Regions from separate parts of the Homo sapiens genome. Here region 2 is linked to region 1. A link is a loop called in an ENCODE intact Hi-C map of the cell type or tissue named here. Cell type or tissue: sigmoid colon. All regions are shown on one strand.

What was found. A loop is a pair of places that touch in the nucleus more often than their neighbours do. Peaks named below come from ENCODE experiments on the same cell type or tissue, not always from the same donor. Only the 100,000 strongest peaks of a DNase experiment are listed, where the experiment ranks them.
Region 2: it touches region 1 in a loop (3-fold over the local background); 17 of 110 quality-filtered maps call a loop at or near these places.

What each region holds. Positions count from the first base shown.
Region 1 is chr1:184,385,382-184,390,381 of GRCh38, forward strand. C1orf21 (chromosome 1 open reading frame 21) reads left to right here and starts at 1,648. Exons shown (of 6, transcript NM_030806.4): 1 at 1,648-1,987. C1orf21-DT (C1orf21 divergent transcript) reads right to left here and starts at 1,323. Exons shown (of 1, transcript NR_172919.1): 1 at 372-1,323. RefSeq lists silencers at 1,134-1,193, 1,284-1,393, 1,424-1,683. In sigmoid colon, a CTCF peak has its summit at 2,632; DNase peaks (open chromatin) are centred at 1,610, 2,180, 2,560 and 3,120; H3K4me3 peaks cover 4,354 bases; H3K27ac peaks cover 1,905 bases.
Region 2 is chr1:184,072,934-184,077,933 of GRCh38, forward strand. It overlaps TSEN15 (tRNA splicing endonuclease subunit 15), which reads left to right. Exons shown (of 5, transcript NM_052965.4): 5 at 1-1,279. Among named protein-coding and RNA genes, the nearest start is that of TSEN15, 24 kb to the left of the region's middle. In sigmoid colon, a CTCF peak has its summit at 2,683 (motif pointing right); a DNase peak (open chromatin) is centred at 2,348.

The sequences.
Region 1 (5,000 bases):
AGGAAAGAAAGAAGAAATGAAACAAGTCACCAGTGGTGAAAGGGATGGGGCTGGCTGCCCCTGATTGAAATCTCAATTTATCTACCCTCCCTTCTTAACCGCTCCTTTCCAAGAGGCTAGACTACAAAAAATTTGGGCTCCAAGAAGTATGAACCAGAATATGGATATTTTGTAAAAATGGAATGTAAGTTGAGGTTCCTGAACAATGTGATGTTAGGCAGGGTGCGGTGGAATTGGCCTGTAGTCCCAGCTACTTGGGAGGCTGAGATGGGGAAGATCCCTTGAGGAGGATCTCTTGGGTTCAGGAGTTCGAATCCAGCCTTGGCAGCAGACCCCATCCCTGAAAACAATAAAAATTAAAACAACAACAGTGGGATACTAGTCTTTTAATTTGAAAAAAAAAGGGGTGGAGAAAGGGAAAACCAGTTTTCAAAAAAGGCCAATTTCCTAGACATTAGTGGTTGATTACTAACTCATTTCATTAAACTAAATTATGAATTGGCTTTTCTCGTCAGTGTCACCACTCTGATGGCGTTCTTTTCCATTTTCCATCTTCACCCTGGCCGAATGTGGGAAATGATCTGGTTTGTGCATAATCCGCGAGGCCCAGGGAGGATCTTTTGCCCCTATTGTTTTCTTGGGTGTTCTCACTCTGGGGGCCTGACATTCCTCGCGTGTCTAAGGCAATGAGGGAGCAGTGAAGCGCGGGGAAGCCGCACAAAAGACATCCAAAGGCTATCAATGGAAAAAGATCAATTAGGTGCACACAAGAAACACCCAATATGCCAGGGAAGAGAAAAATACCCTTTTCCAGAGGGTGGGAAATTGATTGAGCTTCTGTGAGGGTCCACAAAGAACTGGACGGATGCAGTGGTGGATGGCGATCTCTCTGGACCACTCCGGACGCGCCCAGCAGACGCAGCCTACGCCTTTAGGTCCTAGGAGGCTGAGAAGGGTGGGGAGAGGGGGGCAGCACGATCTTGTGTCTTTCCTCCCCGTGCCGCCTCTACCGAATCGCGGATGCTTCATTAATCTTGCAGGCGCCGCAGCTCGGGTCAGTATGGAGGCGGATCGGTGGCAGAGCCCGGGCCTCTGGGCTGCGCCCGCCCGTTCAGCCTGGCCCGGGAGGGGAGCGGCCGCGCGGTGGGCCAAAGACGCCCGGCCTTCCCTCCGTCTGCTTCCAGCAGGCACAGCCGGGAGGCTGGGCTCAGGGGCTGACCCGAATCTCCCCTAGAGCTGGGCCCACCCGGCTGCCCCCCGAGCAGCCTCGCCGCTCCCACGCCACCGCCCAAGTGACAGGCCCGGGAAGGCCGGACGGGACGCAGTCTTCCCGCCGGGGTCTTCCCTCCGGCTGGCCGGCCGCTGCAGGGCGCGCGCGCACACACGTACACACACACACACACCTGCCCACACACACACACACACACACACACACACACTGCCGCCTCCTTCCCGCCCCGCAGCCCTAGCAGCCCCCAACCCGCTCCCCAGCGCGCTGCGCCCCGGCGGCCTCCGCAGGCCCCGCCCCGGGGAGGAGAGCCAGGCGCGCGCGGGAGCTAGGCTCGGGGAGGGGCCGGCGGTGGGGGAGTGTCTGCTGCCCCCGCCCCTCGAGTGAGTGACTGAGCGAGGAGCTCCCCTCCCTCGCTCGCTCCTCGCAAGCTCCCGCTCGCTCCCTGCCCACTCCCGGGGGGACGTTCCGTGCCGCGGCCGCCGCGGCCGCTGCTTCTTTCACACTTTAGTTGGGAGCTGCGCGCCGCGCTCAGTTACTGGAGAGCTGGCCGCGCGCCGCCGCCTCCCGCACGCTTGCACGCGGGCCCGGCTTCGGGGTTTTGGGTTCTTACTCCAAGCGGCGGGGAGGAGGGGGAGCCCCGGACACACTGTGGGGAGGAGGAGGAAGAAGAGGAGGAGGGAGGAAGAAAAAAGACGAGGAGGACAGGGGCGGGGGGCGGGAGGCTTGCCACCTTCAGCCCCCCCGCGAACGCCCAAGGTAAGTGTGAGCCATTGCCTGCTCTGGGGCGGGGGGAGCTGGCGGTGCAGCCCGCCCCGGCTCGGCTACCCGGGCATCCCCGGGTGGGCAGGGAGGGAGGCCTGCGGGGTGTCTGCCGCACGGAAGGGATGGGAGCCGCGGTCGTGGCGCTGCCTGCGCGGGGCCCGGGCCGGGGCTGCTGCTGGTGCGGGGCTGGCGGGGTTGCTGCCAGGGACGGAAGCTGGGGTGGGGGAGCCGCGAGGGGCGTCTGCCGGCCTGGGCGGAGGGGCTGGGATGTGGTCGGGGCTGCTGACGACTTTCGTCACATCGAGGCCTGGGTGGCTGGTGTTAGACACCCCTCCCTTCCCACCCGCACCCTGCCGCCCTCAGCCTTCCTGCTCTCCTCTAGCTTTGCATGTAGCCACCGTACTTTGCAAGCCAGAGCTTGAAAGGAAAAACACAATTTAGGATCCTTTGCTAAGTATCCAAGTCCCTTCTCTCGCTCCGACTGATTGATGTGTTTGTGTGGGTGGTTTGACCCCCGGGATTTCTGAAGTTTTGACCTTTTTGGGGTGGCTCGTTTCGTTGCATCTGTTTGCCCACCTCGGTGTATTTATTATTCGTGCCCATGCGAGGCAGCCAGAGGGTGCTTGGTTATTGTACACGAAACAGATTTCACTCTCCTCTGCAGGCAGTTCGCGAAGTGCCGCCGCCGCGGCTGCCTTTGGTCTGCTGGTTAATGTCCTTTCCCTATCATCCACCCTGCTCCCTCCCTCTACGGAGGGTTAGTTTTTGTTTTTGTTTTTGTTTTTTCCTTTCCACTTACTGTTTGTGTGAGAGAAGTCCTGGGCTTAAGGGCTCTCAGCACTCGTTCATTTCTCTTCTAAAGCTCTGAATGGCTCAGGCATGTCGGTAAAATTTGGGGTGGTCCTCTTTGCTCCAAGAGTTGCATGGCCAAAGATAAAAATATGCACACATAAACACGCATTAATTCTGAGAGACGGCAAGCAGTTTGAGAGAGAAATAATTTGTTTTCAATAGGAAGTCGGTGACCTATGGGATCTCTTCCATTGCCGGTGGGTTAGGAAAATTGTTTTAAAATAGATAGTGCTTGTGTTGTCCGTGGCTGGAAGACAGCCATAGTTCAGTTACTGAAGCAATTCTGAAAGTGATACACCCTGGGCACCCAGAACCTCAGTAAAGACACACGTAGTCTGACTCAGATGTTAGGAAGGGGACTGACACACCATAGATTCCATGGAGTATTTTTTTCTTTCTTTTCTTTTTTTTTTTTGTAGGAGACTGTCCAGACCGTTTGGGGAAATGACAAGTTCATTACACAGACAGATGTAATGAACACCTCCCTATTCAAGGGGATGGGTTCAGCTTCTGCCTAATAGGAATAACCTTTTGATTTGATAGAATTGGAATGTACCAGGATAGAAACAAACATAGGTGGAGTGGGCCTGAGCTACTTCAGCACTGTTGTGGGGAGAAGGTGATGTTTCTGAAGGGTCTTTTAAGTTCAAGATGCTGAATTTGGAGTTTTCCCCCCTTTTTCATATTGTCTAGAGCTGGATTGTAGGATCAATAGAACATGTTCCATGTTGGCTGTTTGGAAATGTAATTGTCAGACATGGAAATTAATTTGGATTGGATCACCTATTTTTGTTTTGCTACTTACAAAGTAGGAAGTACCAGTGATAGGACAACGGAGTGTATTTATAGGCGTTAAACCAATGCTGGGACTGGTACTTCACAGATCACAAATGCAGCGTTGAAAGAGGATGTCACTCAATGTTTACTGCTGTGCAAACCTGCTTCAGAGAACAGTCCTGGAGGCTTCTAAAAAGGGCAACAAAGACCAGTGCGCTCAGCTCTTGGGTGGGTGGGTGCCTGAGGAGGGGCGGGGTGCTTCTGTTGTCTAGCTTTGTCACAACTGGGCATGTTTCCAAAGAAAAATGGCCTTGGGTGGTAGAGAGGTCTCACATCCTCCAGTGTTAAAAGTTCATCCTAGAAGGACCTTAAAGTTCCAGCTTTCCTTCTCAGGGTTGACTTAATTTAACTCCGAGTTTAGAAAACTGATAATTTTGTTTTCTTGGCTAGACATTTATCCCTCCTCCGCCCCATCTCACTTTATCATTCAACATGGGTTTCTGGGAATTAATAGGCCACTGTCTGAAGGGGTTTGATTCTTGAAGAATCACAGGGCATCATTCAAGAGCTTTGGTACTATTTGCTATGACTTATTCAAAAATCCTACTAAGGAGGAAGGTGGTTTGCTCTATTATAATTTCCAAGTGAATCATGCCTCAGTACTGTGTTGCCTTTGTGACCAGGCAAGCTTTGAGTTTTACATTCTGAGTGGCTTGCTCCAGGCTCTAAGCAGCCCCCTTCTATAAGACGTTTTTTTGTTTTTGTTTTTTGTTTGTTTGTTTTTGTCTAAAGGAGACACCAAAGGCTGGGAGAGGGAATGTCATGTCACCTTCCAATAGGGCAGGAGAAGGCAGGTGACATATTTACAGAAGAGTCCTAAGGTGATAAATATGACTGTCTTCATTTGAATTTATCAATACAACTTACAGCCATATAATGAGGCATCTTGTGTAGCTCACATGTTTAAGTACAGAGGTCTTGGGGTTCTGTATCCTTTGAAGTTTCCTTCCAGCTCTACTTTGAGGGTGGCCCTAACTAAAGGGTAATCGTACAGTAATTCCGGAGGGAGATTGTAGGATACTGCCAGTTAACAGAGAAATTGGTGAAACCTCACTGTCTTATGATACTTTGTTTTCCTCCAGCTTCTTAGAACCAAATATAAAGAGAGGAGAGAGCATTGCTTTGTTTGTATTTTCTCTCCTGATGTTTAGCTGGTATCTTAGAGTGTGGTCACTGCTCATTTCAGGTGATTTAAACTGTTTCATTCTGCACCTCCTCATGGGTGGAATGGAATCCAGACGCATCAAAGAGTTAGGAAAGGGTATGTACACATGGGTAAGCTTCAGACTCCAGCAAGTGCTCTGAGCAGCACAGTGCT
Region 2 (5,000 bases), 310 kb before region 1:
GGTTGACGTACATAGTGAGGGTTGACTTCCCCATTCCATAAGGTTTTCATTCTGAAGAGTAAAACTTCCCCAGGTAGAAGACTTTCTCCTTCTTAAAAAATATAGGGTGATTTCTTTAAAACTTTGTTATCTAGAGACAGTTTAATTACAGTTATATACAGGTTTATGCCTAGGATGTATTCAGATGGGTGGGACCTGTGTGCTGCTTTTGTCATCCCACACTCAAAGTTGTCTCTTTGTTTCTTGCTGCCACTGCCAGCTCATTGTTGAGACTGCCATTTCTTTCTCTTACTCAGCTCTCCCCAGTGCCTTTTGGCCACTGCAGCTACCGTAGAATGGCATTTTATATGTACCTTGTCACCCACTTCTGTTTACTTTTTCCTCTCCAGTAAAAAGTAAAAGATTTCTTTCAATTGGTCTTCCCATTGCAGTTACTGTTATTTCTCTTTTTTGGTTAACTTTAAATCAAAACTCAAAATATGTTCATCCAGAGTGTGTCTTAAGTAACTTACGTGTCTTAAGTAACAGGGACCAGAGACATGTTACCTACAAGAGTTCTGGGCTATCCTTTTCATTCTTATCACATATCATAGCTTGAATATTACAACAGTGTGGGAGAGAATCAACCGTAAAAATGTCTTCATTAATTAGACCCAGTTATTCCACTTTTGTTAATGTCTCTCAAATTGTACAAAGTATAAAAAATTATATGCACAAAGATGTTCCAAGTGACATTACTTTTAGTAGCCCAAATTATAAACCACTTTAAAGTTTGGGGTAAAGATTGGCAAACTTTTTCTATAAAGGGCCAGAAAGTAACTATTTTAGGTTTTTAAACCTACTGTCTCTGTCATAACTTGTCAACACTGCTGTATGAAGCACAAAAGCAGCCATAGACAATACATAAACAATACGGGCGTGGCTTTGTTCCAGTAAAACTTTGTTTACAAATGTGGTGCCATAGTTTGTCATCCCTGGGTCTAGGAAATAGTCAATAAACAGATATATACAAATGATACATAATGTACTTATTAAAAATTAGTAATGAATATTATTAAAAACATGAAAATATTACCTTAAGTAAAAATTGCAAGACGGAAAAGTGTATAAGTGGGTGTAATCATGGCTGAAATAACAGACCAAGCATATGATAAAAAGATAACAAAGTAAATCAAATTACTAACTGGTTATAGTGGGATAGGAGGCAGAAAATGGATGACTTTGTCTTTTCTCAATGTTTTTATTTGTATTTTATAATAAAAATGTTTTAAAATTAAAAGGTGTCTTGAAATCTGTATTAGTTATCTATCATTGCAAAATAATATTACCACAAATGTAGCAACTTAAAACAGCACACATTTATTATCTTATAGTTTTTGTGGGCAAGGGACCCGGGCACAGATTAGTTGGGTCCTCCATGAGGCTACAGTCAAGGTGTTGGGCAGGGCTCCAGTCTCATCTGAGACTTGACTGGGGAAGGGTCAGCTTTTTCACCCACATGGTTATTAGTAGCCTTCAATTTCTTGAGAGTGCTCAATGCTTATATGCCATTGGCAGGAGGCCACCCTCAGCTCTTTGCCACGTGGGCCTTCTCAATATAACTGGTTGCTTCCTCAAAGCCAGCAAAGGAGAGTCTCAGCAAGATGGACCTTATAATCCTTATATAATGTAATCACATACATCCCATCACCTTTGCCGTATTCTGTTGATTGGAAGCAGGTCATAGGTCCTGCCTACACACTAGGGTTTCATGGCTGATTAGGAAACAACAATAACAAGAATGGAAAAATGATGAAAATTAGGAACATCACAAAATAGTATAAAGCATCATTCTTCATCTGTAGTCATTCCTGACTCCTTCCTTTGATGGTATTTGAATTTCACTTTTATTCTTGGTGGGAGGTCTCCATAACTCCTTCAGGCTCCCTCTGCTTCCCCAGAGGACATGAAGATGGACCTATTCAGAACAATATGTGTTTGGGTGACTCTAGTGGAAAATTTGCAGGTCTAAGAATCCTCAAACAGTTTATGATAAATTCTTAGGGTCTCTTGATTTCTTAAGTCTCTCGTTTGATTCATTTTGAGGTCTTTCATTATAATTCTAGAAAAATAGCATTTTCAGAAAGAAGTGTAAGGATAATGTCAGATTTGTGTGTCGGATCTGTTGACCAGTGGGCTCCTATATAACTACAAAACCAGAAGTGTCTTTTGGGGTTGGCTGTGAAAGGCGCTTTCCCAACTCTTTAAACTAGGATTGAATCCTGCTGTATGTCTTGGGATGTTTACTCTATTTCAGAATGTTCCCTGTGTACTTCACCAAAGTTGTTCTGTCCAAAGCCAGCCAGACACATCCTAACATGAATAATGGCCCAGAACTTTTTGGAAAGGGAGGCCACCCAGCTGTGTATGTCTCATTTTAATGAAAAACTAGATAAAGTGATTTAAGTAATTTTGTAAGTGAGTTTACATTTGTCTCCCTGTTAGACTGGGCTCCTTAAGAACAGAACAAGAAATGTATTTTTTAATACATCTCTGTATCTTGCCTCTTTGCACAGTAACTCACATATAGTAAACCCTCAGTAAATACTTGGCAAATGAATGAATGCTGATTATAGCCGTGTCTGATTATATAATGGCTTATTTTTTCCCTCAAGGCAAACTAAAACAATTCATTTGGACACCAGAGGGCACTGCTAGATAACCACAGCATTTTCAGACTCTACTAAGAGTAGATTAGCTGGAGAAGTGGTACTCTTGAAAATTTATTTTCAATCTGTAGGAAATAGCATAAATAAAAATATAAATAAGTTTTACGTACTCACATCCCCTTTTTCTTTCTGGCATGCCTCTAAAATTATACTGACATTAAATATGTGACTTGATTCATGCTTTGCTTAAAATGTAGATCTATATTTAGAAATAAAAGCCTGTTTAGGGTAGGGGTAGATGGGGTGGGTTTTATATATATATATATATATTTTTTTTTTTCTTAGCCATATGAAAGTATGCATTTTAGTTTTTCATTCTAAAAGCCTAATTTATCCTGAAATGAATTTCAGGATCACATCACATAGCAATAAACCCCAGCTCTGGAACACTCACTATTCTGGCTAAGTGCTGGTGGTAAAAGATATACATTGCTGCTTTAATATAAGCAGGTATTCCTTGTTGTATTGCAATTCTCTTTATTCTGTTTTGGGGATATTGTGTTTTTTACAAATTGAAGGTTTGTGGCAACCCTGCCTCAAGCAAGATTGTCGATGCCATTTTTCCAACATGATCATTTCATGTCTTTCTGTCATATTTTGGTAATTCTTGCGATATTTTAAACTTTTTTTATTATTATATCTGATATGGTGATCTGTTTTTCAGGGATATTTGATGTTACTATTGTAATTGTTTTGGTGTGCCACAAATTGTGCCCATATAAGACAGCAAACTCAGTTGATAAATGTTATGTGTGTTCTGACTGCCCTACCAACCAGGATTTCTGCCATTTCTCTCCCTTACTTCTGGCCTCCCTATTCCCTGAGAAACAGCAATATTGAAATTAGGCCAATTAATAACCCTACAATGGCCTCTATGTGTTCAAGTAAAAGGTAGTGTAGTACATCTGTCACTTTAAATCAAAAGCTAGAAACGATTACACTTAGTGAGAAAAACATGTCAAAAGATGAGATGGGCCAAAAACTAGGCCTCTTGTGCCAAACAGTCAAGTTGTGAATGCAAATGAAAAGTTATGGAAAGAAATGAAAAGTGCTACTCCAGTGAACACATGAATAAGAAAGTGAAACAGCCTTATTGTTGATATGGAGAAAGTTTGAGTGGTCTGCAGAGAAGATCAAACCAGCTACAACATTCCCTTAAGCCAAAACCTAATCCAGAGCAAGGCCCTAACTCTCTTTTCAATTCTATGAAGGCTGAGAGAGGTGACAAAACTGCAGAAGAAAAGTTTGAAGCTAGCAGAGCTTGGTTCATGAGGTTTAAGGAAAGAAGCTGTCTTCATAACTTAAAAGTGCAAAGTGATGCAGCAAATCCTGATGTAGAAGCTGCAGTAAATTATCAAAAAATCTAGCTAAGATAGTTGATGAAGGTGGCTATATTAAATAACAGGCTTTAAATGTAGACAGACGGCCTTATATTGGAAGAAAATGCCATCTAGGACTTTCATGGCTAGAAAGAAGCCAATGTCTGGCTTCAAAGCTTCAAAGGATGGGCTAATTCTCTTGTCTGGGGCTAATGCAGCTGATGACTAAATTAAAGCCAATGTTCATTTACCATTCTGAAAATCCTGGAGTCCTTAAGAATTACGCCCAATCTACTCTACTTATACTCTATAAGTGGAACAATGATGCCTGGATGAAAGCACATCTGTTTACAGCATGGTTTACTGAATATTTTAAGCCTACGATTGAGACCTACTGCTCAGAAAAAAAGATTTCTTTCAAAATATTACTGTTCATTGACAATGCACCTGGTCACCCAAGAGCCCTCATGGACATATACAAGGAGATTAATGTTGCTTTCATGCTTGTGAACACATTATCCATTCAGTAAGGTCAAGGAGTGATTTTGACTTTGAAGTCTTATTGCTTAAGAAATACATTTTGTAAGGCTGTAGCTGCCATAGATAGTTACTCCTGTTATGGATCTGGGCAAAGTAGACTGACAACCTTCCAGAAAAGGACTTGCCATTCTAGATGCCATTAAGAATATTTGTGATTCATGGGAAGAGGTAAAAATGTTTGAAGGATGTTGATTCCAACCCTTGTGGATGACTTTGAGCATTCAAGACTTTAGTGGAGGAAGTTAACTGCAGATGTGGTAGAAATAGCAAGAGAATTAGAATTGGAAGTGAAGCTTGAAGATGTAAATGGATTGTTATAATTTCATGAGACAACCTGAACATATGAGGAGTTGTTTCTTATGGATGAGCAAAGAGTGGTTTCTTGAGATGGAATCTACTTCTTGTGCAGATGCTATGAACACTGTTGAAATGA